Linked DNA regions of Homo sapiens: all the other regions are linked to region 1. A link is an interaction called in ENCODE POLR2A ChIA-PET data of the cell type or tissue named here. Cell type or tissue: B cell. All regions are shown on one strand. Links, peaks and the distances in the headings refer to the core of each region. The heading gives the core; the rest is flanking DNA.

Region 1 (9,393 bases), core at 2,334-7,333:
CTGTTTCCGCCTGGAAGCCGAGAGTCTCTTCACCTGGGAGCTGGCTAGGGCAGGCAGGCAGCTGGGAAGGGGCCTGTGGGCCGGGGCAGGGGTGGTCCTCAGGGTCAAGGCCGGCCAGGATCTCCGAGAAGGGCCCTACCACAGCCATGGCCCGCTTGGTTTCCCCCAGCAATGGAGAGCTCACCCCTACGGTGTGTGAAGTCCTGGGCCCTTAAAATCCTATTTTGTTTCATCCTCACATCACAGGAAGCAGATACAATTGTGAAGACGGGCTGGGTGTGGTGGCTCATGCCGGTGATCCCAGCATTGTGGGAGGCTGAGGCCGGTGGATCACTTGAGCTCAGGGGTTCAAGACCAGCCTGAGCAACATAGCAAGACTATGAAAAAAAAAAAAGACTTATTTTTTTGTCTCTACAAAAAAAAATAATAATTAAAAAATTAACCGGTGTGCTGGTACATGCCTGTAGTCCCAGCTACTCAGGGGCCTGAGGCAGGAGGATCACTTAAGTCCAGGAGGTCGAGGTTGGCATGATGGCACCACTGCACTCCAGCCTGGGCAACAGAGCAAGACTGTGTCCAAAAAAAATAAAAAAAATTAGGTCAGGCACATTGATTCATGCCTGTAATCCCAGCACGTTGGGAGGCCAAGGTGGGTGGATCACTTGAGGTCAGGGGTTGAAGACCAGCCTGGCCAACAGGGTGAAACCCTGTCTCTACCAAAAAAAATACAAAAATTAATCAGGCGTGGTGGCGTGCGCCTGTAATCTCAGCTTACTCAGGAGGCTGAAGTGAGAGAATCGCTTGAACCCGGGAGGCAGATGCTCCAGTGAGCTGAGATTGTGCCACCGCACTCCAGCCTGGGCGACGGAGTGAGACCTTGTCTCAAAAAAAAACAAAAAACTGTGATGATAGATTAGTAAACCGAGGCTCAGAGAAGTGAAGACACTTGCCCAAAGTCACACAGCAGGTGAATGACCAAGAAAAGCTGCCGCCCACCCCCAACCCCAGTGTTCAAGGTGTTAGCTGTAAGCCAGCAAGGCCCACAGCCTTTGGGACGTGAACAGCTTCCTTCAGAAATGGAGAGTCAAGAAACTTGATTTTATCCACATCCCCCACTCCCAGCAGCAGAGGAGCCAGAAAACAGCCCCAGAAGCTCAAGGTGATGCCTCAGCCCCCCCCGCAAACCCCCCCCTTAATGTCCCCTGTCCCCAGGGCCAGGAGGAGAGTGCGGCTGCAGCGGCCCCCCTCCAGAGCTAATCGGCCTGGCCGGAGCAAATGGCATTAATTGTGGAGATGGATTAGCTGTCACAGCTGGGCCTCCCACCGAGAATCCAAGGGCCGAGCCACTCAGTGTGGGGGGAATAGGCAGCCGCCTGGGAAGCGGGTGGTTGGACAGGGTGGGGGTAAGCGCGCACCGCAGCCACCGGGCACCCGGGAAGCGGGCGGCGTTTGGGGGGAGGTAGGCGCGCACCGCAGCCACCCGGCACCTGGGAAGCGGGCCGGTGAGGGGGGGCCTCATGGATGGGGACTTTTCTGGCAAGGAAAAACCACACAAACTGGGCGTGGGAGCTCATGTAATCCCAGCACTTTGGGAGCCCAAGGTGGGTGGATCCCTTGAGCCTGGGGAGTTTGAGGCTGCGGTGAGCTGTGACTGCAATACCGCGCGCTCCAGCCTGGACAACAAGAGCAAGACCGTGTCTCAAAACAAACAGGACGGGCGCGGTGGCTCACGCCTGTCATCCCAGCACTTTGGGAGGCCGAGGCGGGCGGATCATGAGGTCAGGAGATTGAGACCATCCCGGCTAACACGGTGAAACCCCGTCTCCACTAAAAATACAAAAAAATTAGCCGGGCGTGGTGGTGGGCACCTGTAATCCCAGCTACTCGGGAGGCTGAGGCAGGAGAATGGTGTGAACCGGGGAGGCAGAGCTTGCAGTGAGCCGAGATCGTGCCACTGCGCTCCAGCCTGGACGACAGAGCGAGACTCTGTCTCAAAAGCCAAACAAACAAAAAACCGTAATGCTAGCTCCACTGGGCTCACAAACCCCCACACCACAGGGCTGACCATGGCCTCCAGGGTCTGGGGGTACCAGGATCGGCTCCACCCTTATCTCCTAACTCCACCCCACCTGAAACACATTCTGCTCCAACCCCACAGTGGCACCTCCTGGCCGCTGCTGCTTCCAAGACACGATTTCCCGTCCCGCCTCGGACCTTCGCACAGGCGGCTCGGGTTTGCTGGCTGGCTGTAACCCCCACCGCCGGCACTCACAGCCAAGCCTCGTTCACAGGAGACGCTCAGAAAAATAACCACCAAATCAATCCTCAATAAAAATTCTGTGATTCCAAGAGAGCCCACAGTCGAAAATCCCTAATAGCATCCAGAGTTCCCAACACAAAAATTAAAAGCAACCCACTCCACCCCTGCAACCCCCAAAAGACTGGAAAACGCTAGGAAACTCTAGGCCAGTTGAGACAAGATTCACTCGAGGCAAGCTGGGCGCGGTGGCTCATGCCTGTAATCCCAGAGCTTTGGGAAGGTGAGGAGGAAGGACAGCTTGAGGCCAGGAGTTCAAGATCAGCCTGGGCAACATCACGGTCCCCGCTGCTCAGGAGGCTGAGGAGGGAGGATCACTTGAGCCCAGAAGGTGGAGGCTGCAGTGAGATGAGATCGTACCACTGCACTCCAGCCTGGGTGACAGACCAAGACTCTGTCTTAAAAAAGAAAAAAAAAATGCAGTCAAGGGGGTCAGAAATGAGGGCAATGCTCTCCAGGGTCCACACACATGTAAAGAGTCCTCAAGCCTTAAGTCTGTGCACTTTACAGACCAGCTGTTACATCTCAATCAAAAGTAAACAAGCTGATTGGCCGGGCGTGGTGGCTCACACCTGTGTTCCCAGCACTTTGGGAGGCCAAGGTAGGTGGATCACTTGAGGTCAGGAGTTCAAGACCACCCTGGCCAACATGGTGAAACCCCGTCTCTACTAAAAATACAAAAAATAAGCCGGGCGTGGTGGCATGCACCTGTAATTCCAGTTACACAGGAGGCTGAGGCAGGAGAATTGCTTGAACCTGGGAAGCAGAGGTTGCAGTGAGCCAAGATTGTGCCACTGCACTCCAGCCTGGTGAACAGAGCGAGACTTGGCCTCAAAAAAAAAAAGTACGCTGGGCGCAGTGGCTTATGCCTGTAATCCCAACACTTTGGGAAGCTGAGGATCTCCTGAGGTCGGGAGTTCGAGACCATCCTGACCAACATGGAGACACCCCCATGTTTAGTCTCTACTAAAAATACAAAAATTAGCCAGGCATGGTGACGCATGCCTGTAATCCCAGCTATTTGAGAGGCTGAGGCAGGAGAATTGCTTGAACCCAGGAGACGGAGGTTGCGGTGAGCCAAGATCATGCCGTTGCACTCCAGCCTGGGCAACAAGAGTGAAACTCTGTCTCAAAAAAAAAAAAAAAAACAAAACAAAACAATTAGCCAGGCATGGTGGCATGCACCTGTAATCCTAGCTACTCGGGAGGCTGAGGCAGGAGAATCACTTGAACCTGGGAGGTGGAGGTTGCAGTGAGCCAAGATCGCGCCACTGCACTCCAGCCTGGGCGACAGAGCAAGACTCTGTCTCAAAAAAAAAAAAAAAAAAGTAAGCAAGGTGAGGAGACCCAGGGCTGCCTGAAGCAGGAAGGGGACGGGCAGATAAACAGCACAGTCTCCACAGACTGCGGCAAAAATCTATGAAAAGTCATCAGAACAAAAATCTCACATATGCACAAGCACCCACCAATAGGGACCTGCAGGCAGAGGCACGGGTCAAGCTTCCACCCTGGACCAGGTGCTCAGAACTCAATGGCCCAGGCAAGCCTGGCAACTCCGAAACTGCCTCCTCGCCAGGCTGCGGCGTTAGCAGGGCAGGTCCTGGAATCTCAGCCCAGGGTGTGAACCCCAGCTACGAAGCTTCACCCTGAAACCCCCTTTTTTTTTTTGAGACAGAGTCTCACTCTGTCACCCAGGCTGGAGCGCAGTGGTGCGATCTCCGCTCACTGCAACCTCTGCCTCCCAGGTTCAAGTGATTCTCCTGCCTCAGCCTCCGGAGTAGCTGGGTATACAGGCGCCCGCCACCACGCCTGGCTAATTTTTTATTTATTTTTAGTAGAGATGGGATTTTTTTTTTTTTTTTTGAGACAGAGTCTCGCTCTGTCGCCCAGGCTGGAGTTCACTGGCTCGATCTCAGCTCACTGCAAGCTCTGCCTCCCGGGTTCACGCCATTCTCCTGCCTCAGCCTCCCGAGTAGCTGGGACTACAGGTGCCCGCCACCACGCCTGGCTAATTTTTTGTATTTTTAGTAGAGATGGGGTTTACCGTGTCAGCCAGAATGGTCTGGATCTCCTGACCTCGTGATCCGCTCACCTTGGCCTCCCAAAGTGCTGGGATTACGGGCATGAGCCACCGCGCCCGGCTCACCCTGCAACCTTTAACCTCAGCCCCCTCTCAAAAAGTGGGAACAAGTTGGTTTGGGAGGGGTACTCAGAGCCAAAAGGGCCTGGGATGAATTCCCCTCATCTCAGCTGCCACTTGCTTGTTTTCCTCCTATGATGGGGAACTCACCCCTCAGCCATGCCACACTGCTTTTGATCGTAAGTGTCGCTGGACTGAGTATTTTCCCCACATTGGGCTCATTTCCTGTCACCTGTGCTGTCCCCGGGGAGGCAAGTTCTATTACTTTGATGCCCATTATACAGATTTGGGGTTTTTTTGTTTTGTTTTGTTTTGTTTTGAGATGGAGTCTCACTCTGTTGCCCAGGCTGCAGTGCAGTTGTGCCATCTCTGCTCACTGCAACCTCCACCTCCCTGGCTCAACCGAGTCTCCTGCCTCAGCCTCCCGAGTAGCTGGGATTATAGGCGCCCACCACCACGCCTGGTTAATTTTTGTATTTTCAGTAGAGACGGGGTTTCACCATGTTGGCAGGCTGGTCTTGAACTCCTGACCTTAAGTGATCCGCCTGCCTCAGCCTCCCAAAGTGCTGGGATTACAGGCATGAGCTACCACGCCCGGCCCTCATTATACAGATTTGTAAACCAAGGCACAAAGTCACCGCCCAAGCTCCCATTGCTGCAAAGAGGGCAGCTGGAGAAGGAGGTGGTGGACCATGCCCTCAGCACAGAGCACAGCAGCCGACGGGTACTCAGTGGGAATACAGGGTCATGTTAAGCCAGCGTCTCTGAAGCTGGATCAGCCTGAAGCTGCCTCCCTGAGGCCGGAGCACTCTGTCCCATGCCCCAGATTCACCCACAGCCCCCCCTGAGGCCCCGGGGCCTACTTCTCCACCCCAGCAGCTGGACAGGGCCGATAACAGAAGTGACATCCGAGGGGAGCCCTCGGGGAAGTCAGAGGGGGCGGGGCTCGGTGACACAGCTCAAGCCCTCCCAGCAAGGGGCCTGGTATCACCCCATATTACAGATGAAGGATCTGAGGCTTGGAGAGGTGGGGCTGTCCCCCGTCACCACCCAGACAATGCAAGGAGCTGGATGTGAACCTGGGTCTGACCCAGAACCCCAGAGCTACCCTGCTTCCCTCACCACCCCTCATACCAAAGCCCCACAGGCCTCTCCTCCAGGCCCACAAGGACCTGCCTGGTCCTTCCCCTGCTCCAGCACAGCCCATGGCTCCCCAGCATCCCAGGGCCAGGCCTGGCTCCCCCTTGGCCTAGCACTGCAACACGAGGGCTTTCGCCTGTTTTGTTTGGTATCTGAGGGCTCGCCACCCTCCCCTGGGTCTCTAGTGCTGAGCTGAGCACTGGAAATCGAGTCCCACCATCAGATGGAGCTGGCTGACTTCAACCAGTTTCCAGCAGGAAATTAAGAAACATCTTCAAGCTTGTCATCCCAGCACTTTGGGAGGCCGAGGCGGGCGGATCATGAGGTCAAGAGATGGAGACCATCCTGGCCAACATGGTAAAACCCTGTCTCTACAAAAATACAAAAATTAGCCAGGAGTGGTGGCGCACGCCTGTAGTCCCAGCTACTTGGGAGGCTGAGGCAGGAGAATCGCTTGGACCTGGGAAGTGGAGGTTGCAGTGAGCTGAGATCGCACCACTGCACTCCAGCCTGAGTGACACAGCAAGACTCTGTCTCCCAAAAAAACAAAAACAAAAACAAAAACAAAAAAACATCTGGCCTCTGGGGTAGACAGGGGGGCCTGGGAGTCACCGACACTCCTCTCCAGAAATGGAAGGAACAGGAAGACCACATCAAAATCCCCATGCCTGGCCGGGCGCAGTGGTTCACACTTCTAATCCCAGCACTTTGGGAGGCTGAGGCAGGTGGATCACTTGAGGCCAAGAGTTCGAGACCAGCCTGGCCAACATGGTGAAACTCCCGTCTCTACTAAAAATACAAAAAAATTATCTGGGCATAGTGGTGGGCGCCTGTGGTCCCAGCTACTCAGGAGGCTGAGGCAGGAGAATCACTTGAACCTGGGAGATGAAGTCTGCAGTGAGCCGAGATCACAACACTGCACTCCAGGCTGGGTGACAGAATGAGACTGTCTCAAAAAAAATAAAAATAAAATAAAAAATAAAAAAATCCCACGTCCAGCCACAGGCCCCTCCTCACAGTGCTCCAAACTCAGGGAGCCCCGGTCTCTGCCTGATGCACCTGCTCATTCCAGCCTCAGCTCTGTGTTCACCACCCCCAGGAACGGCCCCGCCCCCCACCTAGCCCAGTCAGCCTTACCAGGAAGCTCTGGAAACCAACCGGCCCCAGCCGGCCCGTTTACTTCTTTGCTCCTTAATCACTAGCTCACTAGGCCCACAGAACAAGACAGGGTCCGCCCCCCGCCCACCGCCGCCCCCCGGTCCTGGCCTGTGACCGGCCCACAGCGGCGCTCACTGCCTGTTTGTTGAATGAAGAACTAAACTTCTGTTGACACACCTCCCAAGGGCTGGTTCATCTGTTTCCCACGCCACTCAACAAGACCACTTTACAGACGAGGAAACTGAGGACCCAGCGGGGGTATCTGAGGCTTCCTGGACCCTGAAGGCTCGAGGATGTGTGTCCACAGAAGAGGGGGGCAGCCCAAGCTGGGGAGCTGCTGGAGTTTGGGGGAACAGGCCTCCCGGCCACTCCCAATTCTACTCCTTGCAGATTTTGAGAGGGGAACTGTGAACCCTCAGTCCCTCGAGCAAAAACACACCTTTCCCAGCACTGGTCCCTCCCCCAGGAACCCACTAGAGACAGCAAGAGAGGAACCGACTTGTGCATCAGGAAGCCAGGGCTCAGGGCGGAGGTGACTCAGCCTGGGGTGGGGCAGACTGCGGCGGCCCCCAGCAGTCCCCAACCCCCCACCAGGACACAGCTGGCAGGTAAACACCCAGAGACTGACGGCTGAGAGCGGAAACATGAGTGTATTTACATAGTTACATAGGAGTCACTACACCTGGGCTTCAAGACCAGGGTGCCAGGCGTGGTGGTTCACGCCTGCAATCCCAGCACTTTGGGAGGCCGAGGCAGGTGGATCACCTGAGGTCAGGAGTTTGAGACCAGCCTGACCAACATAGTGAAACCCCGTCTCTACTAAAATTACAAAAATTAGCCAGGCGTGGTGGCACATGCCTGTAATCCCAGCTACTCAGGAGGCTGAGGCAGGAGAATCGCTTGAACCTGGGAGGCAAAGGTTACCATGAGCTGAGATCGCGCCACTGCACTCCAGCCTGGGTGACAGAGCAAGAACCTGTCCCCCCAACCCCCACCAAAAACAAAAAAAACAGAAGACTCAGGAAGAAGAGCCCATTTTGAGGGTAAATGCCCACACCAGGTGGTTCAAGGCCCCCTTAGAGGAGACGTTACGTGGGTGCAGTGGCTCACGCCTGTAATCCCAGCACTTTGTGAGCCCAAGGCAGGTGGATTCCTTGAGTCGAGGAGTTCGAGACCAGCCTAGGCAACATAGTAAGACCCTCGTCTCTACAACAAATTAAAAAATTAGCCAGGCCGGGCGCAGTGGCTCATGCCTGTAATCCCAGCACTTTGGGAGGCCAAGGCCGGTGGATCACCTGAGGTTGGGAGTTCGAGACCAGCCTGACCAATATGGAGAAACTCCGTTTCTACTAAAAATACAAAATTAGCTGGGTGCGGTGGCACATGCCTGTAATCCCAGCTACTCAGGAGGCTGAGGGAGGAGAATCGCTTGAACCTGGGAGGCAGAGGTTGCAGTGAGCCGAGATCGCACTACTGTACTCCAGCCTGGGCAACAAGAGCGAAACCATCTCAAAAAAAAAAAAATAGCCGGCATGGTGGTGCACACCTGTGGTCCTAGCTACTCGGGAGGCTGGGGCAGGAGGATCGCCTGAGCCCGCAGGTGGAGGATGCAGTGAGCTGTGATCAAACCTGGGTGATAGAGTGAGACCCTGTATTAATAATACTACTACTAGGCCGGGCGTGGTAGCTCACGCCTGTAATCCCAACACTTTGGGAGGCCGAGGAGGCAGGATGGCTTGAGCCCAGAAGTTTGAGACCAGCTTGGACAAGTTAGCAAGACCCTGTCTCTAATATGAAAAACAAAAACAAAAACAAAAAAAAAGCATCCTCTGCTCCAGCCTGGCCAATAGACCGAGACTCTGTCTCCAATCAATTAACCAATCAACCAATCAAAGACGCATCCTTTCTCCTTCAGATACAAATCACCTCGGTAGAGATGGGTATGGCCTCTGAGTGGAGATAATAGTGATGATATAATAAACATAATAACGATGATAGTAATAAATGATCATTTAAAAATAATACTAGCCGGCGCGGTGGCTCACGCCTGTAATCCCAGCACTTTGGGAGGCCAAGGCGGGCAGATCACAAGGTCAAGAGATCGAGACCATCCTGGCTCACACGGCAAAACCCCCGTCTCTACTAAAAATACAAAAAAATTAGCCGGGCGCGGTGGCGGGCACCTGTAGTCCCAGCTACTCGGGAGGCTGAGGCAGGAGAATGGCGTGAACCCAGGAGGCGGAGCTTGCAGTGAGCCGAGATCGCCCCACTGCACTCCAGCCTGGACGACAGAGTGAGACTCTGTCTCAAAAAAATAAACAAATAAATAAATAAATACAAATAATACTAAAGACCGGGTGCGGTGGCTCACGCCTGTAATCCCAGCACTTTGGGAGGCCGAGGCAAGCAGATCGTGAGGTCAGGAAATCAAGACCATCCTGGCCAACATGATGAAACCCCATCTCTACTAAAAATACAACAATTAGCTGAACGTGGTGGCGGGCGCCTGTAATCCCAGGTACTGGGGAGGCTGCCGCAGGAGAATCGCTTGAACCCAGGAGGTGGAGGTTGCAGTGAATGAAGATCGTGCCACTGCACTCCAGCCTGGGCGATAGAGCGAGACTCCGTCTCAAAATAT
Region 2 (9,393 bases), core at 2,836-7,835, 52 kb after region 1:
AATTAGCCGAGCGTGGTGGTGCCTGCCTGTGGTCTCATTGGCTCAGGAGACCGAGGTGGGAGGTGGAGGCTGCAGTGAGCTAGGGTCTCACCACTGCACTCCAGCCTGAGTGACAGAGCGAGACCCTGTCCCTAAATAGGGCAGCTCAAGGCCGGGGCGGAGGGAGCAGGAGAGGGCAGGGAGGGGCCAGGAGGGTGCTGGGGGGCCCTGGGAGGCTGTGGCCGAGGGAGGGTCATGCTCAGATGTCTGTGAAAAACCCCCCACCCCACCCAACTGCTGAGTGGGGAAGGGTCTGGCAGGAGGGGCGGCCGGGGGACCTGGAGGTGGCTTGGCTCCACGCGCTCTGTGCCTCGGTTTCCCCTTCTCCGAAGCAGGTGGTGCTGGGAAGGGGAGACGATGGGCCCAGCCTTGGTAATTAGGGGTCCACACCTTCCATCCCCCACAGCAGGAAGTGGACAGAGGGGAGGGGACCCCCTCAGGGAAAGACCCCCAGGCCTGCCCTGTGGCCCCGCATTTTCTTGGCATCGCACTGAGAAAGCAAGTTCATTTAACATGCATTTATTAGGCAACTGCTGTGTGCCCGATTTTGGATGCTGGCAACAAGATAAGAATTCCGCATGTTCCAGGGCAGACAGACGAGAGACAAATGCGTGAATCCACACAGCTGGGGCCATGCGAGGGCTGGGGGTCCAAGGGGGGCCGTGAGCCAGAAACCCCGTGAGGCCGGTGGTCGGTAAAGGTGGGTGGGAGCAGAGCATCTGCGGAGGTGATATCGGTCCTGGGAGGACGGGGGGCTCCCCTCCAGGGAGGGAATGACCACAGGGGACCCAGACGAAGGGAAGGGGCTGAGAAGGCCTCGCAGACGGGAGGAACAGCCGGGGCGAAGGCGGCCGCTCGGGGCTGATGGGGGGCGGTGGGGGTCTCAGCGGAGGGGCACCTTCAGAACTTCACACCCGACCCCTCCCGTGATCAGAGCAGGCCCCAGGGAGGTCAGGCGGCGTGGAGGGGAGTGCGGGCCGCTTATCTCGGCCCTCAGCCCCTGGGGAGGGAGTTTCCGGAGATTTTGCCCAATCTCCAGCCTGGGTTTAGGGCTCCTGTGGGTGTGTGGTGGGCGGCTGATTTCAGAGCTTTCTGGTTGACGTTTCAGAGGGGCAGGGTTTCGGCCACAGAACCCAGGTGAGAACCAAGGCCTGGGTTTGCCATGGGGTGTGCTGTGGCCCAGCAGTTCAACCCGGGATCTGGCCCACAAGGGGGGCCTGGACACCGCCATGGGCAGCCTGGACACCGTCCCCTGCTTTCCCATCCCTGGGGCCTCGGCCAGCTGGCCAGGGCGGGGCGCCCCCCACAGGGGAGCGGAACCGGGGGCCAGAGACCCATAAAGCCCAGGCGGCCTTTACTGCTGGCTTTGTTGCTGGCTGCCCACAGCAACGGCCATTAGAGCCGCCTCCCCCGCCAGCAGCTGGGGCCCCCGCAGGTCCTCCCTTTACTGCCACGCATCAGTGCCCCGGCCCCACAGGGGTCTGACCGTGCCTCGCCACCGGCCCAGTTCGCCCACCATTTGGCCTGGGAGTTAATGGCTCCCCTCTCCAACCCCAACCTTGGCTGGCTGTACATGGGGCAGCTGATTGCTGCCTGGCGCCTCGGTTTCCCCATCCGGGATGTGAGGGTAGCTGGGGCGCCAGGTGCTTGGGGTAAAGCTGCTGTGTTTTCTCACACACTCTATTTGAGAGATGGGGAAACTGAGGCAGGAGGTGCGGTGAGGTTTCTTGTAGGGGCTGTGCCAGGGAAGGGGGGGTCCAGGCAGGGTAGACCCCGTAATACCGGGTCAGAATCTCAGAGGAGAGGACCTTCCGCTCGCCCTGGAAGGGCCCAAGGTGTGCTGGCCTCTACGTGCGGTTCTTAGCCGGGGGGCTGCGTAACGAAGGACCTCAAACCGCGGGCGTAAAACAAACGAAACCTGTTCTCCCTCCGTCCTGGAGCCCAGAGTCCAAAATCGAGGCGTCCGCAGGGCTGCGCTCCCTCCAGGGGCTGCAGGAGGAGCCTTCCGCCTCTCCCAGCTCCTGGGGGCTCCAGGAGTCCCTTGACATGTGGCCGGCCTCTGTCTCTGTGCGACCGTCTCCAGTGCCCACCGGCCTTCACTGTGACTTTTTCTCAATTTGATCACGTCTGCAAAGGCCCTTTTTCCAAATAACGTCTCGTTCTGAGGTTCTGGGCCGATGTGAATTTGGGTGGGGGATGGCGTTCACCCCAGGACAGCCCCAGCGGTGAAGTCCTCCCCATTCCAGTACCTGCTGCCTCAGGCGTTTCCCTGGCAAGCTCGTCCTGTCCCCCTCTCCGCCCTGTCCCCCTCTCCGCCCTGCCCGGCTCACTTTTGCAGCTGAGAAAATCAAGGTTCAAGTAACGAGCATTTATTAGGCAACTGCTGTGTGCTCGGCTGATTCCAGACTCTGGGAACAAAACAGACTAAACCCCAGATACACTCCTAGATCCGTGACTCGGTGATGGACGGGGTCTCGGAGGAAGAACGTGGAGGGGAGGGGGCGGCAGCCGGGCCGGGGTCAGAGGACGAGGCCGGGCGTGTGGCCATGTGTGCGTGCCTGTGCTCATGGGACCCACCGGCCCGGCCAGCCGGGTCTACCTGAGGGCCCCACACCCCTCAGGCAGCTGAAGGGGAAAGGGCCTCCCCGGCCACCATAAATCAGCGCAGGAATGCAGGCTGGCCAGTCTGGCGCTGGCCGGGTTGGGGCGGAGACAAAGACCAGGCAGCTGGACCTCGGGCAGCCTCGACCACCCAGGGCAGAGGTCAGGACTCCTGGCTGCCCCCCCAGCCCCTTCCCGGAAGGCCTCACTGGGCCTCCAATACACAGACGGGGAAACTGAGGCCCAGAGAGGGGCAGGACGGCTGCAGGGTGATGGGGCCTTTGGCCGGCCTCCCCAGCACCTGGGATGTCCCCGCAGCAGCAGGGGCTGGGCGTGGGTCTCCTTCTGGGCCCTAATGACCGATCATCCCAGCTGAGGCCTAATTGGTGGTTTCAAGGCTCCCCACTGCCCAGCCAGCCACATTCCCCCGAGCTTAATTGGCAGCCTGGTATTTGTCGCAGCTCCTCCTCGGCAAATTGGCCCCCGCCTGAACTCCGCTTTCTAATTATCCCTGCCGGCTTTCCCCCACCCTGCCCGCCCGAACCTGTGGGTGGGGGGGGGCGCTGGGGGACCTCCTGGCTCCTTGTACCCCAGACGGAGCCTCTTTCCCCTCTGGAAGACGTTCCGGGGCCTGGTGATCTTCTTCCTCCCCAGCCACCACCCTGGCAGGCAGAGGCGGTCGGTGGCTCATTTCATAGCTGGAGGCTGAGACTCCAGGCTCCAGGTGCGGGGAAGCCAGCAGGAGACAGGAGGACCGGGATGGGAAGCAGGGCGGGGCTCTGGGCCAAGTCCCCAGCAGCCCCCAGGCTCTGGTCCCGCACTCGCCGCTGTGTCTCAGTTTCCTCACCTGCAAAGCAGAGCCAGTTCTCGGAACAAATGCGCTCCCGTCCGACCCTCAGGACAGCCCCGGGAGGCATGCTGGTGAATTTTTGCAGCGATTTGCTGTGTGAACTCAGGCAGGCACTGTCCTAGGGTAAATTGTGTCCCCCAAAGAAAAGGTGGAGGGCGGTGGCTCCCGCCTGTGACCCCAGCACTTTGAGAAGGCAACACGTGAGGATCGAGGGAGCCCAGGAGGTCGAGACCAGCCAGGGCAACATAGAAAGACCCATCTCTACAAAAGAAAATGTAAAAACTTAGCCGGGTGTGATGGCGAGTGCCTGTGGTCCCAGCCACTTGGGCAGCTGAGGCAGGAGAATCCCTTGAGCCCAGGAGGTTGAGGCTGCAGTGAGCTATGATTGCGCCACTGCACTCCAGGCTGGGCAACAGAGTGAGACCCTGTCTCCAAAAACAAACAAAAAAAAGACTTTGGGAGGCTGTGGCAGGCGGATCACTTGAGGTCAGGAGTTCAAGACCAGCCTCGCCAAATAGTGAAACCCTGTCTCTACCCAAAAAATACAAAAATTAGCTGGGCATAGTGGCAGGTGCCTGTAATCCCAGCTACTCAGGAGGCTGAGGGGGGAGAATTGCTTGAGCCCCGGAGACAGAGGTTGCAGCGAGCTGAGATTGCGCCATTGCACTCCAGCCTGGGCGACAGAGCGAGACTCCATCTAAAAATAATAATAATAAAAATTAAAATTAAAAAAAAAAATAGGCTGGGCGCAGTGGCTCATGCCCATAATCCCAGCACTTTAGGAGACTGAGGCAGTCGGATCACGAGGTCAGGAGACCATCCTGGCCAAATGGTGAAACTCCGTCTCTACTAAAAATACAAAAAAATTAGCCGGGCGTGGTGGCGGGCGCCTGTAGTCCCAGCTACTCCAAGAGGCTGAGGCAGGAGAATGGCGTGAACCCGGGAGGTGGAGCTTGCAGTGGGCCAAGATCGCGCCACTGCACTCCAGCCTGGGCGACAGAGCGAGACTCCATCTCAAAAAAAAAAAAAAAAAAGAAGAAAGAAAAAGAAAAGAAGAGGACAGGTTCAAGCACTGGATTCCCAGTACCTGTGACAGGACCTCATTTGGAAACGGGGGAACTTACTGACATACAATCACGTGTTGACACTTTGGTCAACCTCAGACCGCAGATGGGACGGTGGTCCCACAGGATTAGAATTCCATATTTCTAGTGGCTCACGCCTGTAATCCCAGCACTTTGGGAGGCCGAGGCGGGCGGATCACGAGGTCAGGAGATCGAGACCATCCTGGCTAACACGGTGAAGCCCCGTCTCTACTAAAAATACAAAAAATTATCCGGGCGTGGTGGCGGGCGCCTGTAGTCCCAGCTACTCGGGAGGCTGAGGCAGGAGAATGGAGTGAACCCGGGAGGCGGAGGTTGCGGTGAGCCGAGATTGCACCCCTGCACTCCAGCCTGGGGACAGCGAGACTCCGTCTCAAAAAAAAAAAAATTCCATATTTCTTGTGCACCTTTTCTGTGTTCAGCTGTGTTAGACGCACAGACACTCATGCTCACGTTGCCACTGCCTACGGGACCCAGGACAGCCACAGATTTGTAGCCCAGGAGCGCTGGCTGGGCTGTGCCTGTGCCTGGGTGTGTGGGAGGCTCCACCCGTGAGGTGTGTGTGACTCACTGTTTGATGTTCACACTGACGAAATCACCAACAGACATTTATCAGGACGCATCCTGCACGAAGACAGAGGCAGAGGCTGGAGCGACGCGGCCACAAGCCCAGGAACCTGGAGCCCCCAGAAGCCGTGAGAGGCAGGAAGGTTCCTCCCTTGGAGACTTCGGAGGGAACGCAACCCTGCAGACATCTTTTGTTTTGTTTTGTTTTTAGAGACAGGGTTGCGTTCTGTCGCCCAGGCTGGAGTGCAGTGGTGCGGTCTCGGCTCACTTCAGCCTCCACTGCCCAGGCTCAAGCAATCCTCCCACCTCAGCCTCCCGAGTAGCCGGGACTGTAGGCATGAGCCACCCCACCTGGGTAACTTTTTGTTATCATAATGTAGAGATGGGGTCTCACTATGTTGCCCAGGCTGGTCTTGAATTCCCGGGCTCAAGCGATTCACCCGCCTCCCAAGGTGCTGGGATTACAGGTGTGAGCCGCCACCCTGAAGAGAAGTTGGTTTTGGACTTCTGGGCTCCGGGACCGCGGGAGAATAGATTTCTGTTGCTTTAAGCTGCAACGTGTGGCTGTAAGGGAGTTAAGGATCGATTTGAGATGAGGTGGCCCTAAAACCAGCAGGCTGGTGTCCTGAGAAGAGGAGAGAGAGACGGGGAGACGGTCTTGTGGAGACGGAGGCAGAGACTGGAGCGCTGCGGCCACAAGCCAGGACGCACCTTGATCTGGGGTTCCCGGGCCCCTGGACCGGGAGAGGACACTGTCTTGTCCCAGGCCACCTGGTTTCTGGTGCCTCCTTGCAGACCCTCTGGGAAGCTCGTTCACCGGCATTTCTGTCTTGCAGCCTTGTGGTTCTTCACCTGCCCAGCGGGGTCTTCGGCTCTGGCAGCGGCTTGAGGGTCCTAGGGGTGGTGACCCCTGCTCCTGTCCTCCTGACCTGGCCTCCAGTGCAGGAGGGACATGGTTCCCACACCTGAGCTCTGGCACCAACTAACCCATCCCCTCTCCACCCTCACAGCTCTACGAACTCGACGGGGACCCCAAGAGGAAGGAATTCCTGGATGACTTGTTCAGCTTCATGCAGAAGCGAGGTGAGCCCTCTGCCCCCACCCCGCTGGAGGGAGGTCACAGAAACAGGGCTGTAGGAGGGGCCCTACTGGCTCCAGGTATGTCGGGGCGGTGGTGAGCACCCCGTGGCTGGAGGCATCCAAGGCTCCTAAATCGGGAGGGACTTCAGGGGTGTCTTGGGGGGAAACACATCCTGCCATGGAGGTTTGACGCGGGAGGCACGCCTGTGAGTCTAAGGGGTAGGTCCCTTGGTGGGGGGCAGGGCAGTCTCAGGGCCCCAACCCAGAACAGACAGTCCAGGTCATCTCCTTAGCATCCAGGGTGCAGTGAAGTGGGGGTCCCCACTACTGGGTAATGGGGGAGTGGAACCAGCCTCTGTGTTTAGGGAGTGGGGTCAGATTCGGGCTGGCCAGGTGGGTGCAGGTGCGGCAGGACAGAAGCCCCCCGCCCGGCCGCGAGATGGCTTAGAGTCTAATGATCTCATGGCGGCCAATGCGACATTTGAGTCCTGGCCCCTCCCCTCTTCCCACCAGGGCCTCAGTTTCCCCATCTGTAAAAACGGGCCACAAACAGTCCCTGCCCAAAACTCAGTGGCCAGCAGGTACCCCAGATGTGCTGAGTGCAGGGCCGCTGTTTACTGTGCACACTTATTGGGCACCAACGGTATACCAGGCTCTGTGCCCCCAAAGTCTCCTGGCCTAGAGAGGGCAGGTCTGGGCTGGTGTCCAGGTGGGGAAACTGAGGTCCAGACACAAGACAGACTCAGACGACCAAGGGTAGCCGGGGTGTCCCAGCGGCCATTCCCAGGCCCCACCCCAGCTTAGAGTGACCACGGGGCAGAGAGAGTGCGGCAAGGGCTTCCGTCTCGCCTCCAAGTCCTCGTCGGCCGGAGAGGGTCCTAGGAGCGTCTGCTGCCAGGTAGGAGCCGCCCCAACCCCCCTGGACACTCCTCTAGGGCAGGGAGCTAGCTCCGATCCCCACTGTTCAGACGGGGGAGGAGGCCTTGGGGCCCACAGAGGTCGGAAGGGGTGGGGCAGAGGGCTCTGTCCCTGCACTTGGGGCCGTCACAGGGGCCCGCTGTGTCCCAGCCTCCGCCCACCCCTCCCCTGGCTTCTATAAACACAGGCCCCAGACCCGCCACTGCCAGCCGCCCGGAAGGGAAGGAGGAGGAGGGTTGTGGGCCCCCTGGCCCACACTGCCCAGCGGCCTCCGAGTTAACCCCTCCCGTGCTGGGAACAGAGGATCCAGACCCGGGACCTGGGCGGGGGCCCCTCCTGTGTTATCCTCCAAGGCCAGGCTTGACCAGGGCCCACTGCCCCCTGTGAGGCTGGACAGATCCTCCCCATGACCCTTTATCATCCTGTTCGCACCTGCTCAGCCCTGACCACTCTGCTGTGGGGCTCCGAGCTCCTGGGTCCAAAGCCAACCCGTTTTGCTGTTACCCGTGCCTGGTACAGTGCCTGGTGTCCTGGGGGTACTTAGAAAGCACGGTGAGGGCTGGGCATGGTGGCTCACACCTGTAATCCCAGCACTTTGGGAGGCCGAGGCAGGTGGATCACTTGAGGTCAGGAGTTCAAGACCAGCCTGGCCAACATGGTGAAACCCCGTCTCTACTAAAAGTACAAAAATTGACCAGGCGTGGTGGCAGGCGCCTGTAATCCCAGCTACTTGGGAGGCTGAGGCAGGAGAATTGCTTGAATCCAGGAGGCAGAGGTTGCAGTGAGCCGAGATTGCAGCACTGCACTCTAGCCTGGGTGACAGAGGGAGCCCCCGTCTCAAACAAACAAAAAGCAGGCATGGTAGGCTGCTCATGAGTGTGGGTGAGATGGGGGCCCGTGGCACGTGGGGCCGTGAGGGTTGGTGTCCAGCTTTACCTCCCTCTCCAAGCTGGGAATTCCTACAGGACAGGAGACAGCGAGCTCCTATGCGTCCCTCAAAACCCAGCCTCAAAGCTCCCTCTTCCTTGGCTTCCTCCAGGAGCTTCCTGCTCTGTAATGGGGGCCCTTGGAGCTGAGAATCCGTCAGGTGAACCTGCCCATCACCCTAGACTTCACAATCTTCCTCTCCTTCACTCCAGACAGAGAGAAATAATTTTTTTTTTCCCCTGTGTCACAAAGTAAAAAACTCTAACTAAATTTCTCAGAATTCTCTGGGGGCTAGAAGTGAGGGAGGGGTCCTGACCACACCCTCTCCCCTCAGCAGCAGCAGCTGGACCACCTGACCTGCTGTTCCCTGACAACCTCCCCACCCTTCCTTATCTGGGCCCCACGACGGGCCCTGGTGATGCTCCCAGCTCCTTCTGTAAACATCCTCCTCCCGCCCACTGCAGAGCCAGGGCGTGGCCCTGGGAACCAACCCTCTGCTGCTGATCCTTTTTTTTTTTTTTTTTTGAGACAGAGTTTTGCTTTTGTTGCTGAGGCTGGAGTGCAATGGCGGGGTCTCGGCTCTCTGCAACCTCCACCTCCCAGGTTCAAGTGATTCCCCTGCCTCAGCCTCCTGAGTAGCTGGGATTACAGGCGCCCGCCACCACGCCCGGCTAATTTTTGTATTTTTAGTAGAGACAGGGTTTCTCCCTATTGGCCAGGCTGGTCTCGAACTCCTGACCTTGGGTGATCCGCCCGCCTCAGCCTCCCAAAGTGCTGGAATGACAGGCTTGAGCCACCGCGCCCGGCCTGATGCCGTTACTTTTACTTTGCAAACTCTGAGGCCTAAACTGGTGTCCCGAGTGGGGCCGGGCGGAGGCTCTGGGCAGGTTTCCGGGCCGATCCTGCAGCTGAAACCCGGCGCGGCTCCTCTCGCCCAGGCTGTAAAGTGGGTTTCAGGTGGGATCGGGTCTGAGGCCCGTCTTCCTCCAACCTGGGATCTCCTCCATTCACTGGGGGTTTTGCAACCTGGGAAGGGCCTGGAAGTGGCGGAGGGTGGTGGGAGGTGTTTCTGGAAGGTCAGACACCGGGGGTTCCGGGGGTAGCAGGCCTCGACCAGGCAGAGGGCCGGCTGCTCACTCAGGGCTGCACCCGCTCTCCAGCCAGTCACATCCCAGAACCTCGATGTCCACGTCCCCATCCCTAACAGGGCGATGGGCGTCCCCTCCCACCCCATGGTGAGTGGGCAGCAGCTATGGCCTGGGCCACCTGCCCTCACTGGTCTTCACTGAGCGCCTACTGTATGCCACT
Region 3 (9,393 bases), core at 2,276-7,275, 350 kb after region 1:
CTTGGAAAAGCAGCGAACACAACCCCCCTGCCAGCCTGGCCCCAGCTACTCCCAAACGGCGGGTTACTCCCTCCAGAGTCTCACCAGAAGATGGCTACTGTACTGCCCTTGGGCTCTGCACCCGTCGCGGGGGCTCCTCCCAGCTCAGTTTAAAAGTGGGAAACTGGCCGGGCGCGGTGGCTCACGCCTGTAATCCCAGCACTTTGGGAGGCCGACGCGGGCGGATCACGAGGTCAGGAGATCGAGACCATCTTGGCTAACATGGTGAAACTCCGTTTCCACTAAAAATACAAAAAATTAGCCAGGCGTGGTGGTGGGCGCCTGTAGTCCCAGCTACTCGGGAGGCTGAGACAGGAGAATGGCGTGAACCCAGAGGCGGAGCTTGCAGTGAGCCGAGATCGCGCCACTGCACTCCAGCCTGGGCGACAGAGCGAGACTCCGTCTCAAAAAAAAAAAAAAAAAACCAAGGTACAACCCCCAAGTATCTCCCCTCGGATCACAGAAGCGGCCAAGCCCCCTCCATGTAGGACTCCAGGAAGAATGAGGCAGGACAGTCCTGACCTCCCCAGCTCATGGCTGAGCTGGAGAATTAGAAGCCAGCTGCGTAGCTGGGACTCCAGGCAAACACCACCATGCCCAGCTAATTTTGTAATTTTTGTAGAGGAGGGGTCTCGCTCTGTGGCTCAGGCCTGTCTCGAACTCCTGAGGTTGCCCAGGCCTGTCTCGAACTCCTGAGCTCAAGCGATTCTCCTGCCTCGGCCTCCCAAAGTGCTGAGATTACAGGCGTGAACCACTGTGCCCGGCATGGTGGATGTCCTTGACTGTTTCCTTTGCTGACCTCCCTCCAGGGAGGGCAGGACTGTGTCTGACCTCAGGGGCATTTGCTGGGGTCTGGGGTGGTCCTCTGTGTTCAGCAGGTGGAGGCTTTGGGAGTCACAGGCCACTACCTCCTTTGCAGGGGACCGGCTTCGGCAGACAGAAAACCGCGCCACGCGCTGCAAGGTGGAACGGCTGCAGCTGCTTCTGCAGCAGAAACGGCTCCGTAGAAAGGCCCGGCGGGACGCGCGGGGTCCGTACCACTGGTCACCCAGCCGCAAGGCCGGCCGCAGCGACAGCAGTAGCAGCGGGGGCGGCGGCAGCCCCAGCGAGGCCTCCGGCTTGGGCCTCGACTTCGAGGACTCCGTGTGGAAGCCAGAAGTCAACCCTGACATCAAGTCAGAGTTCGTGGTGGCTTAGGATCTTCGGATCGGCCACCCTCGCCCCTCGCACCCCAGCCCAGGGCGGCGGGGACTCCGAGAGCCCCGGAGAGAACGTGGCCCAGCCCTGGAGGGCAGGCGGCCACTCCCCCAGCCAGAAGTCTTTTTTTCTTTTCTTCTTTTTTATTATTTTTTTCTTTTTTTAAAAAGTTCTGACCGTGGTTTCCTGGACTCTTCATGGGCTTTGCTTCCTACCTCCTTCACCCTTCACTCCTGCCCTCCTCTTCCTCCTCCTCCTCCTCCTCCGTCTGTCTCCTTTCACCTCTGCGCCAGGTCGGTCCTCCCTGCCAACCTTCCCCAGCTCCAATATGTAGCAGTCTCTCTGGATGGCGGAGAGTGAAGGAGACGGAGAAACGCGCCCCATCCCTTCCGCCGCCTCCTTTCCCCCCCGACCCTATTCAGGTTTTAAGTCAAAAATGTCGATATGTCATTATGCACTTTACAGATGAGGGGAGGGGCCGCAGTGCGCAGAACCCACCCCACCCCCCAGTGCAGACTTCGGGGTCTCCACCCCAGGCCAGCAGCGCCCACTGGGCTACAGCAAGCCAACAGGTCACAGAAGCCAACGAGGGGACTGTTTCTCTTCCACTCCTATCCTCTTTTCTTGATCTTTTTTTTGCATTTTCCTTCATTTCTTTAACAAGGAGAGCAAAGCTGTTTTAGCAGAGGCTGGGGCTGAGGTCCCCATGGGGTTTGGGTGCAGGGGCATGGCACCCTTTCCTGTCGGGAAGGGAGAGGGGAACTACCCCCCCAGCCTGCCCTCCGCCCCGCCCCAGCCGGCGGACTGTGCTGTTTCCTCCGCCCCCACTCCCGTGTTTTCTGACCTCCTGCCTGAGTTTGGGGTATTTATAGACTATTAATTTTCTGACTGAGCCAATAGTGGTTGGGGAACTCTTGAAAAAGGGGAGAGAATGGCTGGGTGCTGGGGAGTTCCCCCCTCCGAGCCCTCCTTCCCGGCCCAACCTGAGGGATGTGGATTTGGGACTGTCTGGGGGCCCCTCCTGCAGCGAGGATGGGAGGGGGTGCTGAGCTGTGAATCCCCTGGGCAGGGGGCGACAACTCCGTGTAGCATTAACCCCCGTGGCGGGGTCCGCTGCTGGTCTAATTTGGACCCCCTGCCTCTCAGTGCCCCTGCCCTAGGGGTGTCTGTCTCCAGAGGGGAGGGACAAATCCCCTACTGGGGCCATTTCAATGGGGTAGTTTTTGGATTTTTTTCCCCACTCACTTTTTATTTTTTAATGATAATGGAGATGTCTGGACCCTTCCTCACCCCACCTGTCGGTCTTGTCCTGGCTCTGCCTGTCCCCCACCGTTGTTCTCGTAGGTGAACCCCAGGTCCTCAACTCCCCCCCTTTATGTGTTGAAAGTTAATGGTTTCAGATGTGAACATCACGTGTTATAACTGTAGCGCTGTAAATTTTTTTGTGGGAGGGTGGGCAGGGAGGGGTCCCAGAGGGTAGAGCTCAAGGATTTTGGGTTTTGTTTTGTTTTCATTTTTCCAAAAAAAAAAGAAAAAAAAATAGAAAAAAAAGGAGTAAAAGGGGCGGGTTTGTTTTTTGAAGAACTGTCTTGGATACCTATTTAAATGTGTGTTCTGTTTTGTTTTTTAACGATTTTTAAATAACGTCTGTGCCTCCACTGGTTGAGGGTGGAACCTCCAGGCAGGAACCGGCTCGCCACCCTCTGCCCGGTAAGGGCTGCCCAAGAAAGCATTACCCGCCCTCGGGGGGTCGGGCTGTGGGGGTCCCGGCACCTGGCGTGAGTTTCATGTATGAAAACATAAAATTGAAAAAAAAAAAAAAACCTACACGAGCACCGTGATTTCAAGTAATAAACAGAAAATGAAACACACATTGACTCCCGCCTGCTCGCCTAGTGGGGGGATCTGGCCTTGGTTGGGAGGGTTCCTGGGGTGGGATGTCAGCTCAGGGAGTCAGAGGGACTGACCTGGGTCCCAAGGCCCCGAAGAGGGGGTGGGGCAGGGGTCAGGGCCCTGAGAATTTCCCACGCTCCTTCCCCGGCTGCCGGGTGGGCAGGAAGCAGCCAGGGTGGGAGGGAGGAGCCCAGCCACTTCCTGGTACCCAAGGCCGGAAGTCCCTTAGGGTGTGGGGCGAGGGCCTGCCTGCCTGCTTCGTGGCCTGGGCAGGACCCTGGCCCCCTCAGGACCTGCCAGTATGGGGGAGACGCGACCACCAGCTCTCCCCAGCCACAGGAGTCGGGGACTCCCACTCTGCCACACCCACCTGCTCCCCTTCCTGGAGTCTCACATCTGTGTGGCTTGCTGCAGGGAGATCACCAGGCCGACTGGGAGGACCTAGGACTCCGCAGGGTACCTTGGGCTGGCAGGTGATACAGGCCTGGCTTGACCCAGCCCTGGGGGGCCTCTCTGGCCACACCTCCTGACATTCCAGCCCTTCCCAGACCTGGCCTTCAGCTCCAAACCTCCCGGCCTTTGCCCCCTGTCTAGGAACACCCCTGGTCCGGCTGTCCCTTGCTGTCTGGGAACTTCCCCAGCCTGCGCCTTCCACCCCTGTCCACCCCGTCCCGCAGACCCCACCCTTCCCTCTCTCTGTCCCTAGCCTGGAGCTCCCCGTGAGCCTCACCAGGACTGAGTCCTCTCTGGGGTCCCACCTCCACCCATGTCCGGGCTGGGCAGAGATGAGGCAATAACACTATTTCATGTCTTTTTTTAAATTTTGTAACCTGTATTTCCTCAGGTAACAAGAGTTGCCTATGAGAAGTAATTGGGCTCCCATTTTATAGATGGGAGAACAGAGGCCCAAAGAGGAACATCACTTGGCCCAGAGGATTTGGGGTGTTTGTTCAATGATGTGACCTCCACCCCTTATCCCATCTCTAGGGGCCCCAGTACCGGGAGCCCCCAGGGGAAGGGGCACAGGTTCAGAGAGTGGCCTGGGAGCACCTTCCTGAGACCCCTCTGCCCCTCCCAACGCCCAGTCAACCCCAAATCATCGCACGCCCACGGCAGGAAGGCGGATGCCCAGTCAGGCGGCACCCACCCCCCGCCCCGTCCCTGGTGCGGATGTCCCCTCGGGGCTCAGGGTGGGGGTGCGGGTCACCGACGCCAGGCCTGGGGTCAAGGCGAGGGCCCCAGGGCGCCACCGCCCCCTCGCTGGGCGGGGTGGGAAGGAGGAAGGAGGATGTTGTCTGAAGCACCTGCTGAATCACAGGGGCTGTGTCTGTAGCCTGCAGGGTGGGGGGCGCGTCCCCTGCACTCCAGGACCCGCCCCTCGGGATGCCGACCCCCACCCCAGACTGGGGATCCCAGGGGTCAAGGCTGTGCCCTGGGGGCGTGGGGTGGGGTATGGAGCTCCAGGCTCAGAGCCCTGGCCTGGTAGGGTCAGCCCAACCAGGGGTGCAGCGGGCGGAGGGGCGGCAGGCGGAGGCCAAGTGTGCGTAGGGAAGCACGGAGAGGTAAACTGAGGCACAAAGAGGGCAGGGACCGCTGGGATCTCGCGGGGCGGGGTCGGCCCTGGATCGCTCCCTTCCCCCAACCATTGAGGAAAAAGCTGAATGGGAGGGGGCGGCCCCCGGAAACCCGCCGGGATGGAAACGCGGTTTCCAGGGCAACGCGCCGCGAAAGGAGCCTGACGTCACCCCGGGTAGGGCGCCCTGCCCGCCCCCGTCCGCGCGTCGCGCGGCCCAGGCCCCGCCCACCAGCGGGGAAGCCTCATTGGTGATCGCACCGCTCGCTCATCGGCGTGCCCCAGTAGCAGCGCGACGAAGCCTCCAGAAGGCGGGACTTCAGCCCGGCAGCGCCGAGTGCGCAGGCGCAAGCGCGGAGGCGCTGCAGCCCCGCCTCTCTCCCCGCGCGTCTGCAAAGTTGGGGGCGGGAGGCGCAGCCGAGGGTCTGACGGCTGCGGCGGGGCCTGGACGGAAGAGGGGGCGAGCCCCGGGGCGCCGCACGTGGACCCCCGGCACGGGCACGCTCACGTGCACCCGTCCTTTCACGCCAACGCGTTTCCTGCTGCCCCCACCCCTGCACCACTGCACGTCCCAGACCCCGGCCCAGCCTCCCCGCGGTCCCTAGGCTGGGGGAGCTCAGACAGGAGGCTAGGAGGAGGGGGACTTTGGGGCTGAGGCTTTGCCAAAGGAGCAGGAGTTTGCCAAGTGTTGTAGGAAGCGGGAAGGGTGCGCCAGGTAGGGGGCACGGCGTGTGCCAAGGCCCGGAAACGTGAAACCGAGTGCTTTTCGGGGGCAACCGGGAAGTCAGTTGGTGGAGAAAAATCAAAGATGGGAGGAAAGGCGAGGCTGACAAGGACCCTAAACGGTGATTCCCCAAGTCGGCCACTGGAGGGATGACTTGGGGGACCAGAGAGGAAGAGCAGGTGAGGGGGAGCGGCGGCCAGGACATCTGGGAGGTGGCTAGACCCGTGGCCTGGACTTTGGGGGGCGGTCGAGTTGGATCGATGATCGATGGGGACCCTGGCGGCCTCACCCTGGGGGAGGTAGAGACGAAAAAGGAACTACGGTGTGCCCGGAAGGTGGTGGCTTTAGGTCCACAGGGAGGTGGTTGGCAAGGCGGGGGTAACAGGGGGAAGGAGAAAATCTGAAATGCCGGTGTGAGCTCCGGGCCAAGAGAGTTGAGGACTCAGGAGGCAGGAATCCCCCGTGGCCGCCCGCTGCTTGGCTGTGGGCTCCAACTTGGTGTGTGCTCAGAGAAGGCAGTGGTTGGAGTGAACAGGGCCTGTGCCAGGTGGGGAGACTAGCCAAGGTGTTTGTGCAGCCTGGCCTCTGGAGCGGCCTGGGAAGAGCTGGAGTTCGCAGGGTGGGAGCTGCCCTGTGGCTGGGAGCCCGTGCTGGCGTCCCTGCCAGGCGGTGATCTCACAGGTGAGCGGTGCTTGGGGAGACGCGGAGCTGTGGGCGGGCAGGAGAAGGTCAGTGGAGGTCATGGCTTTTGGCTTGAGGCCGGAGTCCTCTGGGGGTGGCCGAATGCGCCCTTGGAGCTGCCTTGGGAGGTGGCTAGGGTGGACAGCAGTGGAAGCCAGGCCCTTGGCTTAGAGCCACTGGGTTGGAGGGATTGAGCCAGTGCCCGGGCACAGCCGCCCCCACAGGGCCTTGCCCCACCCGCCCTCCTCTCCCAGCACCATGGGAATGGGAGTTACCGGGCTGGAGGCTGGGGACGCCACCACCCCGTGGCCAAGGGCGTTGGGGCCCAACCCAGGAGCCTGGTGCAGCCCCACCCACGGGCCGCCCAGCCCTGGAAGGGCAGAGAACTGGCTGCCTCTGGGGTCACTTGGGACAGGTGAGCAGCCCAGCCCAGCCCAGCGGGTGGGGGAGGGGAGGCTGTCACCTGGGCCCTGCCTCCACCCTCTTTCTGGTTCTCACTCCCTCCATTTCTCTTTCTTTTGCCTTTCTCTATTTCTGTCCCGATCTCTGGCGCTCTCCCCAACCCAGTACCACCATCTCCGCCCCTCCGTCCCTCCCCTGCTTCCGCCCCCTCTCTGGGGGCCCCCTTCACCCCGGGGCACATTCCAGCTTCCTCCCCCGCCTTGCAGTCCCTCCCTGGAGCCAGCTGCCTCCTCGGTTGCCAGAGCAGAGAGAGTGGGCTTGGGCCGAGGTCGGAGGTCGAGGAGCGGGCGGGAGCCTGGGAGGGCACCCCCAACCCCTCTGGAATGTGGGTGGAGCGGGGCAAGGGAGACAGCTGGTTTCCACGGAGGGCACATGCCCCATACCCAGGACGCTACCCACACTCAGCCCTGGGGGAGAGCAAGCAAAACCAATGGGTGCCATCCCACGAGGGGCCTGCACAGCCATCCCACACCCCCGACCAGCACGCCCGGGACAGCCCTCCACAGGCCACGCATTTATGGGTGCGGCTGGTGTGCCAGGCTCCCAGATACACAACCCCCCCCCCCAGACACACCCCATATACCTGTCCCCAACCTCAATCCACTGTGTGACCCTAAAACAAACAGAACCTCCTTGCTCAGCCTGGGCCAAGGCCTCCCCAAACAAAACTCCAGCCTGCAGAGTCCCACCACACACCGCAGCTGTCACCAGATACAAAGAGGGCCCTGACCAGATACAGAGAGGGCAGCAGCCTTCCCCCACAACCAACACACGCCTGGGCGGGGGCAGGAACACCCCCAGGGCCTCCAGCCACAGACACTCACCCACTCACCCCTCTGTGCACCAGTGATCCTCCGCTGCCCAGCCAAGCTTGACTCCAGCCTGCTGGAGTCTGGGTGGGGGATGGAGAGGGGTTCCCAGGCGAGCCCCAACCTATGCCTTCCAAAAGTCTTTCTGTGCATGTTGGAAATACAAATGAAACAGGAGAGTTAGCATACGGGACAATTATTATTTTTGTTTGTTTTTGTTTTGAGACGGAGTCTCGCTCTGTCGCCCTGGCTGGAGTGCATTGGCGCGATCTCGGCTCACCGCAACCTCTGCCTCCCGGGTTCAAGTGATTCTCCTGCCTCAGCCTCTGGAGTAGCTGGGATTACAGGCGCCCGCCACCACGCCCGGCTAATTTTTGTATTTTTTTAGTAGAGACGGGCTTTCCCCATGTTGGCCAGGCAGGTCTCGAACTCCTGATCTCAAGTGATCTGCCTGTCTCGGCCTCCTAAAGTGCTGGGATTACAGGCGTGAGCTACAGCATCCAGCCCAATTTTATTTATTTTTAGTAGAGAAGGGATTTCACCATGTTGGTCAGGCTGGTCTCAAACTCCTGCCCTCAAATGATCCACCCGCATTGGCCTCCCAAATTGCTGGGATTACAGGTGTGAGCCACCACACCTGGCCCCAGTTATTAGTATTTTCGAGACGGGGTCTCACTCTCTTTCCAGGCTGGAACGCAGTGGCTCCATCACAGCTCACTGCAGCCTCGCTGGAACTCCTGGGCTCAAGCGATCCTCCTGCCTCAGCCTCCTGAGTAGCTGGGACTACAGGTGAGCACCACCATGCCCAGCTAATTTTGCTTTTTTTTTTTTTTTGTAGAGACAGGGTCTAGCTATGTTGCCCCGGCTGGTATCAAACTCCTGGACTCAAACGAAAGTGCTGGGATTCCAGGCATGAGCCAGCGCTCCCGGCCTGCATACGGGATGATTCCATGTGGACTGCCACATCAAGGAAGCAAACAACAAGGAAAGCCTGGCGCTGCGTGGAGCTGTCTTTTGCTGCTAACTGCCCTTGACCGACTTCCTACCAGGTCTTCCCTGTGCGCCTCTAACCCCAGGAGGTGCTGCTGGCATGCCCACCTCTCAGATGAAGCAGTGCGGTCCAGAGAGCGTCTTGGGCACCGCCTGCCTCACAGCTGGGCCCCTGACCCTCCAGGGACTGTGGCTGAGCAGCCATGGCTGCCTGGACGGGTGTCCCCTGGCCCGTCTGTCCGTCTGGATGTGGGAACCCTCCAGGCACGCTGGGGCGGGCAGGTGCCAGGTGCCTCTCCAGCAAGATGCAACATAGGTGTCTTCACTTGCACTCCGTAGGTCCTGAGCCCCTGCAGCTGCCTGGGAGAGTGGGGAAATACTCTCCACTTGTCCCACTCCACTGTTGCCATGGAGATACCTCCCACCCTAGGCAGGGCCACCCTGAGCCTGGTTGGCTTTGCAGGAAATCCCCACTCTTTGACCTCTCTGTTAGGCACAGGACGTGTAGTCCCATGAGAGGGAACTGGGCCCAGGTGGAGATCCATCCGCCTACCCCAGAGCGCGCATCTGTTGCTAAGCAACATCTGAGGCTGCATGGAGGTGGGGGCTCCGGAGCCCCCAGACCTTTTCCCAGTTTCAGAAACTAGGTGGCTGCATCCCCAGCGTCCACGCAGGCGAGCCTAAGCCTCGGTCAGCTTTAGGGTGTCCGTGGGCCATGCAGGGTCTTGGGCCTTTCACAGACACCTGATCTGCACGTCACAGACACGCATGGGTGCACGTCACTACACGTCCGCCACATGTGCTTGGCTGGTCTGCGCCCCAGCAGAAGGGGTCACCTATGTCTCTGCAGTATCCTGTGTACTGAAAGAGCAAACAGGTGTGTGACCCCAGGGCAGGTCGGGGTCCGTCCTGTCCCCAGCCTGTCTACTGCGTGTGCCTGTGGCAGGCAGGGTCTCCGGATGCCGAGTGCATGGTGTATGACTTTGTGTCCAGTGGGTACGAAGCAGGGGTGTGGGTGTGCACCT

What was found. ChIA-PET counts read pairs that join two places held together with the same protein. Peaks named below come from ENCODE experiments on the same cell type or tissue, not always from the same donor. Only the 100,000 strongest peaks of a DNase experiment are listed, where the experiment ranks them.
Region 2: POLR2A ChIA-PET joins it to region 1 with 13 read pairs; 8 of 35 experiments call an interaction of 5 or more read pairs at or near these places.
Region 3: POLR2A ChIA-PET joins it to region 1 with 12 read pairs; 9 of 35 experiments call an interaction of 5 or more read pairs at or near these places.

Annotation. Positions count from the first base shown.
Region 1 is chr19:902,058-911,450 of GRCh38, forward strand. R3HDM4 (R3H domain containing 4) reads right to left here. Exons shown (of 8, transcript NM_138774.4): 2 at 1-73. Among named protein-coding and RNA genes, the nearest start is that of R3HDM4, 6.5 kb to the right of the region's middle. RefSeq lists enhancers at 2,002-2,760, 7,212-7,506. In B cell, for the core only: no CTCF peak of the experiment used is centred there; DNase peaks (open chromatin) are centred at 3,844, 4,664, 5,374, 7,314 and 1 weaker place; H3K4me3 peaks cover 2,969 bases; H3K27ac peaks cover 4,378 bases.
Region 2 is chr19:953,922-963,314 of GRCh38, forward strand. ARID3A (AT-rich interaction domain 3A) reads left to right here. Exons shown (of 9, transcript NM_005224.3): 4 at 6,171-6,243. Among named protein-coding and RNA genes, the nearest start is that of WDR18, 26 kb to the right of the region's middle. RefSeq lists silencers at 1-37, 1,243-1,502, 3,733-3,925 and enhancers at 1,252-1,953, 2,656-3,357, 8,888-9,393. In B cell, for the core only: no CTCF peak of the experiment used is centred there; no DNase peak of the experiment used is centred there.
Region 3 is chr19:1,256,037-1,265,429 of GRCh38, forward strand. MIDN (midnolin) reads left to right here. Exons shown (of 9, transcript NM_001388306.1): 9 at 959-3,107. The coding sequence ends at 1,236. It overlaps LOC105372236 (a long non-coding RNA gene), which reads right to left. Exons shown (of 3, transcript XR_936233.3): 1 at 8,477-9,393; 2 at 7,394-7,523; 3 at 5,758-6,134. It also overlaps LOC107985303. Among named protein-coding and RNA genes, the nearest start is that of CIRBP, 8.6 kb to the right of the region's middle. RefSeq lists enhancers at 2,955-3,104, 3,525-3,684, 5,335-5,564, 5,605-5,784, 5,875-6,184 and 2 more and silencers at 4,125-5,044, 5,055-5,294. In B cell, for the core only: CTCF peaks have their summits at 5,570 and 5,773; DNase peaks (open chromatin) are centred at 3,345, 4,345, 4,975, 5,765 and 3 weaker places; H3K4me3 peaks cover 4,452 bases; H3K27ac peaks cover 5,000 bases.